Linked DNA regions of Mus musculus: all the other regions are linked to region 3. Evidence: chromatin contacts called from ENCODE POLR2A ChIA-PET data. All regions are on one chromosome and are shown on one strand. Each heading gives the region's core, a stretch centred on a gene start or an enhancer-like site at or near the end of the contact. The rest is flanking DNA. Distances are from core to core; before and after follow the strand shown.

Evidence for each region. ChIA-PET counts read pairs that join two places held with the same protein, here RNA polymerase II (POLR2A).
Region 1: POLR2A ChIA-PET joins it to region 3 with 16 read pairs in embryonic stem cell. The contact joins the enhancer-like site here to the promoter of Hexim1 in region 3. POLR2A ChIA-PET finds 5 or more read pairs at or near these places in 3 of 5 experiments (Patski and embryonic stem cell).
Region 2: POLR2A ChIA-PET joins it to region 3 with 12 read pairs in Patski. The contact joins the promoter of Plekhm1 here to the promoter of Hexim1 in region 3. POLR2A ChIA-PET finds 5 or more read pairs at or near these places in 3 of 5 experiments (Patski and embryonic stem cell).

What each region holds. Positions count from the first base shown.
Region 1 is chr11:102,772,198-102,775,695 of GRCm38, reverse strand. It overlaps Adam11 (a disintegrin and metallopeptidase domain 11), which reads right to left. Exons shown (of 27, transcript NM_009613.3): 9 at 3,167-3,241; 10 at 3,013-3,084; 11 at 2,695-2,861; 12 at 2,218-2,302; 13 at 2,029-2,119; 14 at 1,870-1,921; 15 at 1,331-1,430; 16 at 1,183-1,254; 17 at 972-1,064; 18 at 585-665; 19 at 1-46. Among named protein-coding and RNA genes, the nearest start is that of Adam11, 13 kb to the right of the region's middle. Within about 2 kb of position 1,266, at least 2 of the 3 ENCODE cell types and tissues checked have a DNase peak (open chromatin) inside an H3K27ac peak, as active enhancers do.
Region 2 is chr11:103,411,250-103,414,746 of GRCm38, reverse strand. It overlaps Plekhm1 (pleckstrin homology domain containing, family M (with RUN domain) member 1), which reads left to right and starts at 2,042. Exons shown (of 12, transcript NM_183034.2): 1 at 2,042-2,154.
Region 3 is chr11:103,114,504-103,118,085 of GRCm38, reverse strand. Hexim1 (hexamethylene bis-acetamide inducible 1) reads right to left here and starts at 1,761. Exons shown (of 1, transcript NM_138753.2): 1 at 1-1,761. The coding sequence starts at 1,164. The coding sequence ends at 94.

The DNA.
Region 1 (3,498 bases), core at 17-2,516, 340 kb after region 3:
CATGATCACAGTAGTAACCGTCCAGCTTGTGAAGGTTAGGGGGACACTGGAGAGAGAGAGAGAGAGAGAGAGGCTGGCTGAGCAGGGTAGCCCAGAGCTGAGCTGAGGTTCGGGGTGTGTGTGGGGGGGGGTGGGGGGAGAATGCAAGGAACCAAAAGCTACCCCAAAGGGGCCACATGTCACATGGCTCTTCCACACGAAAGATGGGGGCCTGTTTGGCTCTGTGGATTTGACTGGTAAGTCTCCTAGCTTTTCCAAGCTTCCCCAGTTTCTTGCATCCATTACCCCAGAAGCCCTAGTTAACCCATGTTACGATCCACCAGATCCTTAGAATACACTAGACACTGGGCAGGCGGTAGGAATACCAGTGTCACTACAAATGCTTATTTAATGATTGACCGAACAGAGGTAGGTGGCTCGAAAGACCCCTTTCTCAGAGAAGAAAAAGCTGAGGCTGGTCAGCTGCGGCTACCCCACCCGCTAAGCAGAGAGGACACACAGAGTAGTCAACTCTTCAGCGCCAAACTTATAAGGGAGGGGGCTGTCTTGCTTTGAGCTCCCACAGAACAGATGGTTTGGCAGACCTGGCTTGAGTCGCCGGTGCAGGTCTCTGCAATGTCACACTCATTCACCGCTTCTCGGCAGGAGACACCTCGTGGCTCATACTAGGAAAAGCATGCATGTGTTTCTGGGAAGGATAAATATTTCCCCACTGCCCTTCCAGGGTTAATGTGCTGGAACGTGGGTCCCAAGGCCTGATTCTCATTTCCTGTCCCTCTCCACCCTCAGCAGTAAGGGTGACTCTCCCCTCCGGTCCTCAGCTCCTAACTCATTCCCCATTGGCGCTCTCTTCGGGACAAGGCCCGCCCAAACAGACTCAGCTCTTCCCCATTCCCGCCTCTTATCGAGGGCATCCAATCGTTTCTTTGCTTCTTCCCCCGCCCCCCGCCTCCCGCTCGCTAGGTCCTCACCTTGCAGCGGCGACAACAGAGCCCATCGCTGCACATGGCGTCGTGCGTCAAGGTGCATTTTTTGCAGCAGTTGCCCCCTGCTCGGCTGCACTCCTGAGGGTCGCGGGGAGAAGTGGAGAGGCGGGCTAGCCCCTTCCCACTCTGTATTCTCCCTTCCCGGAGCCCATGCGCGCGTCCCGGGCCCAGACGGGAGCCCACCAGGAGCGCTCACCTGCACCGACCCGCAGTCGCACTCCTCTCCCGCCTCCACGAAGCCGTTTCCGCACTCGGGAGGGTCCAGAAGCTGGAGGGAGAGGGGATGTCGGGAGCCTGGCTGGCACCCTGCCCACCCCCCGCTTCCCCGTTCTCCGCGCTAGTACCTTGAGGGGCTTGTTGAACAGGCAGCTCCCGCCTCCCTCCTGCAGAAACTGGTTGTATTCGTCGATGCTGCAGCGCGAGAACTTGCGGGGCAAATAGAACCTAGACGGGCGAGAGGGGAACTGTGTTGCTGGGGACAGCCCTTCCTCGAGAGACTTGGTTACTACTACAAGGAGACCGAAGGACTGCCCTGAGGTTGCACGACAATCAATCCCATACTCCTGTCTAGGAATGGGTGGAGGACGTCGCTTGCGTTCTTTCTCCTGAACCTCGGGACAAAGAGCCCAGTGTCGGAACGCCTGGGAGGGACGGCGCCTCGCACGAGGCTCGAGCGCCTCCCAGTGGCCAGAGTGCGCCCTGCAGTCTGGCAGTTTTTGGTACCCAAGCATCCCTGAGCTATTTACAGATAACCTATATTCTTGGTTATCCTGAGTAGTCCTGTGAGCTAGGTCCTCTTGAAGCCACCCATCTTGACTGTTAGTGCTCCTCGAAGGCCTCTTCTTACCCCAAACCCTTCCCAAAGTCTGTCTCCAAAACTCACCCAGTGTCCTCCATGATGCAGCCCAGCCAAATGTCTGGACACTTGCAGTCCCCTAAGAGGAGATTTAAGAACACATGAGATATAGAGTGGAGAAGCACCCCCACTGGCCCCTTCTTCATTTCTTGAGGCTCTGTGTGGGTCTGGGAGGGTTGTTGGTACCTGCTGAGCTCCGGTGCTTATTCCACATCATGCCCAAGTTCTGCCCTAGCGTCTGGGCCAGGGTCACCGCCATGGCACCCATGTTGCCATACTAGGGATGGGCAAGACAGAGCACAGGATGTCTGCATGCTCCCAACAGTCACTGGGTCTTAGCAAGCCTCTGTCCTGGCTGGGCCTCTGGGTGCTCACCTCGTTCACACCTCCACCCCGGGACAGTGAACAGATGCCTCCCACGTAGGCCGCCCCGCTGCTGGTGCTCTGGAAGGTTCTACCCCTAGAAGGGAGAGAGTGGTCAGGATGATGTCAAAGGAGCAGTGGGTTCCAGACCTTTCTATCAGCCTGGTGGCCTCAGGCCAGCCCTTCCCCTATTTGGGTTCATTCACCCGTAAGCCAAATGGAGGTTTCAGGGCCTTTAATTGGGTTTGTCCATCACTAGGGTACTTCATCACCAAAGAAGGGGTGACGGGCAGCCTGGCAGAGAAAGGCAAAGAGCACATTCCCTGCACAGCCCAAGGTGCAGAGGATACCCAGCTGGTGCATGTGGCTGGAAGCAGGTGGCAGGTGGCAGGTGAGCTCCACCTGCAGGGTCCCCGAAAAGATCGCCTGGCACAGGCGGTAAGAACTAGCAGCCAGCAAAAGCTGGCAGGGTACAGTGTGGGGACTCACGAGAAGAGGTGGGTGGCATCACTGGGCTCAGGCAGACCCTCCCGCCGGTAGACCATAAGCCGGGCCAGGGTCTCCAGTAGGTCATCCTGCACCTGGATCTTGTCCCCATCTGCCCACGTTTCCATGGCAACCAGAACAATTCTTGTGTTGAGCTGTTCCTTGTATATCTGGGCCCAGAGAGAAGATGGGGGAGGGGCTGGAGGGAGGCTGCAATCTATATTTCCAAGAAGTGGGGGGAGGGGGGGGTCAGTGACTGACAATGACTCCTGGATGCCTGCATGTGGGGGAGAGGGAGAGGGGAGTAGGGACGGTGCTTACCACATCTGCCAGGTTCACAACAGATTTTGCAAAGTTGCTGGTGAGGACCACTGACTGCCGCATCTGCTCAAACTGCCGAGAGAAAGGTGGGGTAAGAAGGCAAGGCTCCCCCGGGCCCCTCATCCCAGGGTCCCCCCTTAGCCCGGGAACTTACCAGCTGGTGGTCATTGATTACAATCAACTCCACATACTTGGTCTCGCTGTGCACTGTGGGGTGGCCCCTGCGGACCTGGAGGGCGGGTAGGCACTTGGAATCAGTCCCCTCCATGAGCAAACCATGGGCAGACTTGTGGGGAGGGGGCATTCTCGTCCCCAGTCAGGGATGGTGCCAGCCCCCAACTGGCCAGGAAATACCATCCCTCCCAGCCTGGAAATGAGAGCAGAGGACCCCAAAATGGGGACCTGTGTAGACACCAGTTCTAGGGAGGAGTTGAGGGGACTCTTTCTGGAGATAGTTCCCTGGCCCCTGACCTCATCGCTGTGAGC
Region 2 (3,497 bases), core at 793-3,292, 300 kb before region 3:
TCTCTTGTCACCAAACAAAGCTTCCAGTACAGGGACTGGGTTACAGCTAATTGAGTCATTGGCCAAAGAGGCCCATGGGGATCACCAAACAACCCAAGTTGTTGCCTAGCCTATAGGTTGCTCGCCACAAACCAACAGCAAGATTCCACTGCTAAGACAATACCTGCACACCTCACTGAACCTGAAGATGCTGAGTAGGTGCCTAAACAGAGCCTTTATCCCTATGTTCTGGTGTCTTTGGTACAAGAGGGTACTTTGCACACTACCAAATGTGAAGCGCGAACACCAAGCCAGCTGCAACCCCTGCATAACAATGACGTACTGCCTTTAAGATATGTTAGGGCAATGGGGGCGCCAAGCTTATGGGAGAAACCGACCAGTAACGGATTTGACTTAAGGCCCACTTCACCAGGTGGAACCCATACCCAACATGCTTGGGGTAACCAAGAACCAAAGACCAGATAGCCCAGGGACCTAGGGTAAAAGCAAATAAGACTGGTGTCTTAGTTAGGGGTTCCATTGTGGTGAAAGACACCATGACCAAGGCAACTCCTATAAAGGAACACATTTAGCTGGGGCTGGGTTACAGGTTCCGAGGTTCCGTCATTAGCGTGGCAGCAGGCAGACAGGTGTGGTGCTGGGGGAGGAGCTTTTTTTTTTTTTTTTTTTTTTTTAAGAGTCTTGATTAGAAGGCAACCCAGAGGGCTGGAGAGATGGCTCAGTGGGTAAGATACCCAACTGCTCTTCCAAAGGTCCTGAGTTCAAATCCCAGCAACCACATGGTGGCTCACAACCATCCTTAATGAGATCTGACTCCCTCTTCCGGAGTGTCTGAAGACAGCTACAGTGTACTTACATATAATAAAAATAAAATAAATTAAAAAAAAAAGAAAGAAAGAAAAAAGAAGGCAACCAAGAGACTGGGCAGAGTTTGAGCATATATATGTTTGAACATATATTCAAATATATATTACCTCAAAGCCACAGTGACATACTTCCGCTAACAAGGCCACACCTCTTCCAGTAAGGCCATGCCTCCTAAATAGTGCCATTTCCCATGGGCCAAGCACATTCAAACCACAACTGGTAAAAAGAAAGAAAGAAAAGGAAAAAAAAGACATAGTGATAAAATGACTCCTAATGACATTTGGGTACTCATAGATCAATGCCTTGTTCAGCCATCATTAGAGAAGTTTCCTTCTACAGCAGATAGGGAACCCCAAGGGAGAGGTGGAAAGAGTGTAGGAGCCAGAGGGGATGGAAGACACCAAGAAAACAAGGTCCTCTAAGTCAATAGGAGCAAAGTTCATATAAACTCACAGAGAGTCTTTTCTTTTACAGTCACCACCTCTATGGCCCACACCTAGGTCCTAGGTTCCCTTTTGGGCACGGTCCTCAGACCTGCCCAGCCTGCCCTTTATTAGTCACGGTTGCTACATTTGACAGTTTTCTTCCGCGTCTATTCCGAGAGACAGCTGTCATTTTCTGTAATGGAACAAAAGCAATTAAATAGTGAGAAGACAAAAAGCAGGTCCTCTGGGCTTCATGCCTCAAAGGGCTGACCGCAGGCAAATTAAACTAACAGGTCCAAGAGAGCCCTCAGGGCGATCACGTGGTATGAGACAAGTCAAAACAACTGTTTCCTGGCTCCGGAAAAACCAGACCTGAAGGTCCCACTTGGACCCAGGATCCACTTGCTCCCTCCACTACTAATGCCCTTAGGGAAACATACGGGTTAATGGCGCAACAGGGCGCATTTTCGGATTAAGGGGGCAAACACGACAACCCCAAAGTTGCACAGATGCGATTGAGGGGCAGAGCTGCGGGACGCAGAAGTCCCGAAGCTCCAAGGGTCCAGCCTCTCTGCGCTACCCAGAGCCAGAGTAGCGAGAGCGGCAGGATCGCTCACCTGAGCCAAGAAGCCCTGCAATCCGGGGCAAGGGAAGAGCTGACGGCCCCGCCCCTCGGCTCCTCTAGGCCCAGTGATTGGTTTTTGAGGACTGGGGGCGGGGCCGTAGCGAGGAGCCGACGTGATGGCGTCAGACGCCGCGCGCCGCTTCCTGTTGTCAGTGCCTTTGGAGCCGCAGCTTCTGCTCGGAACCGAGGGGGGTCTCGCTTCGCCCGGAGCGCCGCCACCTGCTCCTGATCCCTTCGGTGAGTGAGTCTGGGGTCTGAACGTGGAGGGAAGCGCGGGGCGGTGATGCGACCCGGCGGTGGGCCCGCAACCTCGCAGCCACTCGCGACCCCTGTGCGCCTGGAGACTTGGGGTGGGAACCTCGGCCCTTCGCAGCCCGGGCCTGCTCCCACCTCAGCCAGTGGCCACCGGCTCTCTCCCCTCCGTCTCCACCGCAGCCAACCTCAGCCCCAAGCCGGGTCCCCTAACCACCGGTCTTGCAAAAGTGTAGCCTCACTCGTGACCCCTCTTTAGCCCAGTTGCAACCCGATCCGAGCGAGCCACATCCCTTCGCCACCTCTTATCTCAACATCGCGTTTATCCCTCATCTCTTCTGAACCTTCCCTCGACCCTCCATTCTGGCTCAATTTCTTATCGCAGCCTGTCGTATCTGGCTCACTCGTCCCAAACACGCTAAGTCTCCCTCCCTCCCATTGACCCACTACTGAAGTTTTCTCCTGTTGAACTTGCCGGTTTCTTCTTGGTTACTGACGTCACAGCTTTATCTCAAGGCTTGTGTGTATCTTTTCTTTACCGATTTTTACCTAATTCCCTAGCTGATCACAGAGGTAAGGTCTCTCAGGCACTTTCCTGTCTAAGACTTAATATTAAACTGTCCCCGACTCTGCTGTAGAGGACTGTCTCAGTTTCTACCACTTCCCCCAGTCCTTTCGTTACTTTAAATTTAATATGCATTTATTAATTCTTTGAGAATTTTATGCATGTACATAATATTCCTGCCCCCTAACATCACTGTTAGTTTGGGGTTTTGGGTTGTTGTTGTTGTTGTTTTTGAGACAGCATGTCACTATTTAGCCTTAGATCTCTCTCTCAGATCACTCACTATGTAGATCAGGCTGGCCTCAAACTCACAGTGTGGGTCACCACTCCTGGTTTTAATCTGTTTTTTGTTTGTTTGTTTGTTTGTTTGTTTTTGTAGGATGGAGGGTGGTTTTGTTTTTTGTTTTTGTTATTGTTTTAAGACAGCCAATCTAAACAGCCATGGACTCCTGATCCTCCCTGCCTCCACCTCCCAAGTGCTGGAATTGTAGGCATGAGTCACCATGCCTGGCTTCCCAGAATTGCTATTAACTAGATCTACTCAACTCCTGTCATTTTCTTCCTTGATCCAGCTCTCTTTCACTTTGAGAATTTAGGGTATAGCTCCCTAGTGGTCATACTTGCTATATTCCTCAACAGCCATGTCTGCTCCTTGTTCAGAGCCCAGCAGACTAAACAGCTAAATTGGTGTGTGTAGGGACTCGGATGGTAACTGAGTATAAAGCTTCTTGGGGGAGATGTTCTTTGTAGTGTCTGATCTCCT
Region 3 (3,582 bases), core at 512-3,011:
AAAGGTCCGCTGTCTTATATACACATGTATATAATGTTACATTCCAGCACTGTAAAAAGTCCCCTTTGCCCCCTCCCCCCAAAAGTTTTCAGTCTAGTCGCCGAACTTGGAAAGAGGCGCTCGCTCCTGCTGCCGGTGCAGTTCGTTCTCGGTCAGCAGCTGGAGGTTCTCAGCGCGCAGCCGGTCCAGCTCTAGCTCGAGCTCCCGCACTCGCGCGTCGACGCCTCCCAGCCGCTTGCTTTCCAGCCGCAGCCGGTTATTTTCGTCCTCCTTGCGGGAGAGGCACTTCTCCAGCTCCAGGTACTCTTTGATGAGCTCCTGCTTGCTCATGTTCTGCAGGCTCTCGGCGTGGTACCGCTCGTACGTCTCCGAGAAGTCCCGCTGCAGAAACTCGCTGCCGTCCCCTCCCATGCCATCGCTGCCTCCGTCTTCCTCACCAGCTTCTTCCACAAAATCCTCATCGCTGGTGTCGTCGGATTTGGCGGCTGCCCGCTTGGGGTAAAGGCCGGTTTTGAGATCAGGCTCCTCCTGATCGTGGTCATCCATGAGGAACTGCGTGGTGTTATAGGGCGCAACTGGCTGGCCCTTGGCGAACATCTCGGCTCGAACCCGCGAAGCTCGCAGGCTCTGCTTCTCGTCGAACTTTTTCTTCTCCTCCCAAGTCAGCTTGTAGTAGGGCTTCCAATGCCGCTTCTTCTTTGAGGGGCGTCTCCGATGTTTTTTCTTGCCCAGCTGTCTCTGTTGCTGTCCCCATGGCTCCTCGCCTCCGGCGGCAGGAGCCTCCTGCTTGGTGGCCTCCGAGTCATGACCTGGCTGCACGAGGGACTCTGACATCGGCTCTCCCTCCGCCGACGGGGAGGCACCGCCAGTGGATAAGTCCTCCCCATTCTGGCCCTTCTCGCCCTTCTCCAGGGAGCTCAATTCTGGACAGGCATTCGTCTGCAATGGGGGCAGCTGGTGCTTCAGGCCCCCTTCTCCCTCCTGCCCTGGACGGCTACCGGACTGCAAGGACGCTCTCGATTGCCACCTACTGTCCTCCTTGGGCACCCGTTCCTCCGCGCTTGGGGGGCGCTCAGAGGTATGCTCTTCATGGACAACAGCAGCACCTGTACAGTTGCTAGTTTGAGGCTGGTGTTGATGTTCTGTCAAGAGTGGCTCGGCCATGGCTTAGTAGAGTTCTCTTCTGGAAGTTTGAGAAATTCTGGCTTAAGGAAAGAGGTTTTTCTTTCTTTTCAAAATATGTCCAACAAAGTCCTCTTCGGTCAGTAATTTCTGCAGTGACGCCTTCCGTCCGTCCTGTCAGCAAACTCCAATCGCAACTTGGAGTCCAGTCAATAAAGGGTTAAGCGCACACAAGCGTGGCCAACTAGCAGGTCCGGGGGTTCAGCAGCAGGCACCGTATGCAAATATGCAGAGGGGTGGGCTTCACGCCTCCCCGCCGAGTGCTCCCACAGACGAGGAGTTGGTGCGCAAGGAGAGGAGGTTTAAGTCCAATGGGTTAAACCCAACCCGAAAGGGTTAAAACTACCCGATGACGCTGCCTCGGAGGGGCCGAATCCACAAAGGGTTAAATCCCCTGCCGCAGAGCCCACAAGGGGTTAAAGTCCCAGAGCCGCCACCTCCCACTTCCACGGGTGTCGCTCCAACCCGAGCTCCCAGTTCCTCAGGCCGGGCCGGAGCCTTAGCCGAGGACAGACAAACTCATCTCCCCTCTGGCTCGATGCTCCGCTCAGTTCTCCTCCGCCTCCTCCTCTTTTCCTCCCTCCCTCCCTCCCCCTTCAGACAGCTCTTCTTCCGCCTCCTCCTCCGGCTTCCCCTCCCAACCTGACTTTCCACCTGCCAACTTCCAACTGCTGTCTCCAAGCCCTCGGCGCCTCTTATATATAGAAGCTTGTAAGCCCCGCCCATGCGCATGCGTAACGGAGTCCAGGTGTGGGGCAGCCGGGAGTCGTAGTTCCCTTCTTTCGGGCCCGCCGTCCTCGCGCGCCGTGCAACGTAGCCAATCATAGAATGCGTAGGGGGCGTCTCCCAGGCCGCCTTCTTCCATCGCTTAGCTCTCGCTGAAGAAACGTGAGCAGTCATTGGGCAAGAGTTATTCGTCTCTCCGAGGAAGGAAGACCAATTACAGAGGAGATGGGGCGGGTTCTGGACCATACCATTGTGCTTCAGGAATACAAGAAGATTCCATGACCTTTGGGAGCTTATACAGAATATTTTTATTAAAAGGTGCGTTTGAAAATCTACTGTCATATTCTGTTCTCAGCGGAAAGGTTCTGATGGCCATAAACCGTTTTCAACTTATGCAAAAATGGTCTGTCCCTAAAAAGTAGTCCCTAAAGTGTAAAAGAGGATTAAATTCTATAAAGAGAGCTGTTAGTCGTGATTACTGACATTGGATTCTTAAAATTACAATAATGTCTCTGAGGTAGGTGATGGGTTTCTTGGAGAGAGATAAGCGGAAGGATATTTTGGACAACTATTTATTAAAAAGACGAAAAGCGCATGAAGAAGTAAACAAATGAATTAAGAAGTGCCGCCTTAAAGGGACAGTGTGGTGGCCTGCCGAGCATCAGCTTCAGACTAGGCCTCAGGAACTGAGAGGGCGGGTTCGAGTCCTGAGTGACGTCGGTCCTCAGGCTATCCTGGAGGCCCTTAGGTGAGAGCAGCCACCCAGGCCAAGAGCTATCTCCGCACCAGAGGTGAAAGCAAAGTGGTCCTCCGCGGCCGAGCTCTCCGCCTGAGCCCGGATGGGAAGCGCGTGGTGAGGAGGAAGGACTCGCCCCGAACCTCGGCTTCTGCCGAAGAAAATGGCCTCCCGGGGTCGACTTGGCCTCTTCGCTTCCGATACCGCAAACCTTTCCCTAGCCAGGATACTCTGGAGAGATTGGGCCAATTGATGCGAAGTCTGTGTTGGGGAGGAACCCAAAAATCTATGCGTTCCCGAAAAAAGGGGGTGTCATCCACAGAGATGAGGTGTGTGTGTGTGTTGGGGGGAAGGCTTCGAGAAGGAAAGCTGAAGGCCTTCCCTGAAATGGGTGTGCTTGACCCAGGGCCGTAGGGTACATTGGGGGTGAAGTGGGGGTTCTACTCCCCCTTAAAAGGGATTCACATTCTTTTCCCCTACTAGAAGGACCCGAAAAACTCCCTTTAATCCCCTTGGCGTAATTGCCACTTCTCCCTTTGCCTGAGTACCCAGTGAGCCATTCTTCTTTTTCCTTACATTCCAGCCATAATGGAGTGAGATTCTACACATGAAACTATTTGACCAGCGCAGCCATGTGAGCGAGGTAGGGCAGGAGTTAGCCGCCATTTTAGCTATAGGAAAGCTCTGCGCCTTGGAGAAATCAAGTGACTTATCCAAGGTCACCTGACAACGAAGAGGCAGTTGTAACTAGAGCGGGTCTTCCTTGCGTCATCTAATACGGTTTTTCTGTCAAAAACACAAAAGCCAAGACCTGGAAAGCCAGCTCAGCAGTTAGTGAACGGGCTGCTCTTCAGAGGGCCTGAGATTGGCTCCCTGGGACTCACACGATGGCTCACAAATGTCTATAGCTGCAGATCCAGAGGAGCTGATATCCTCCA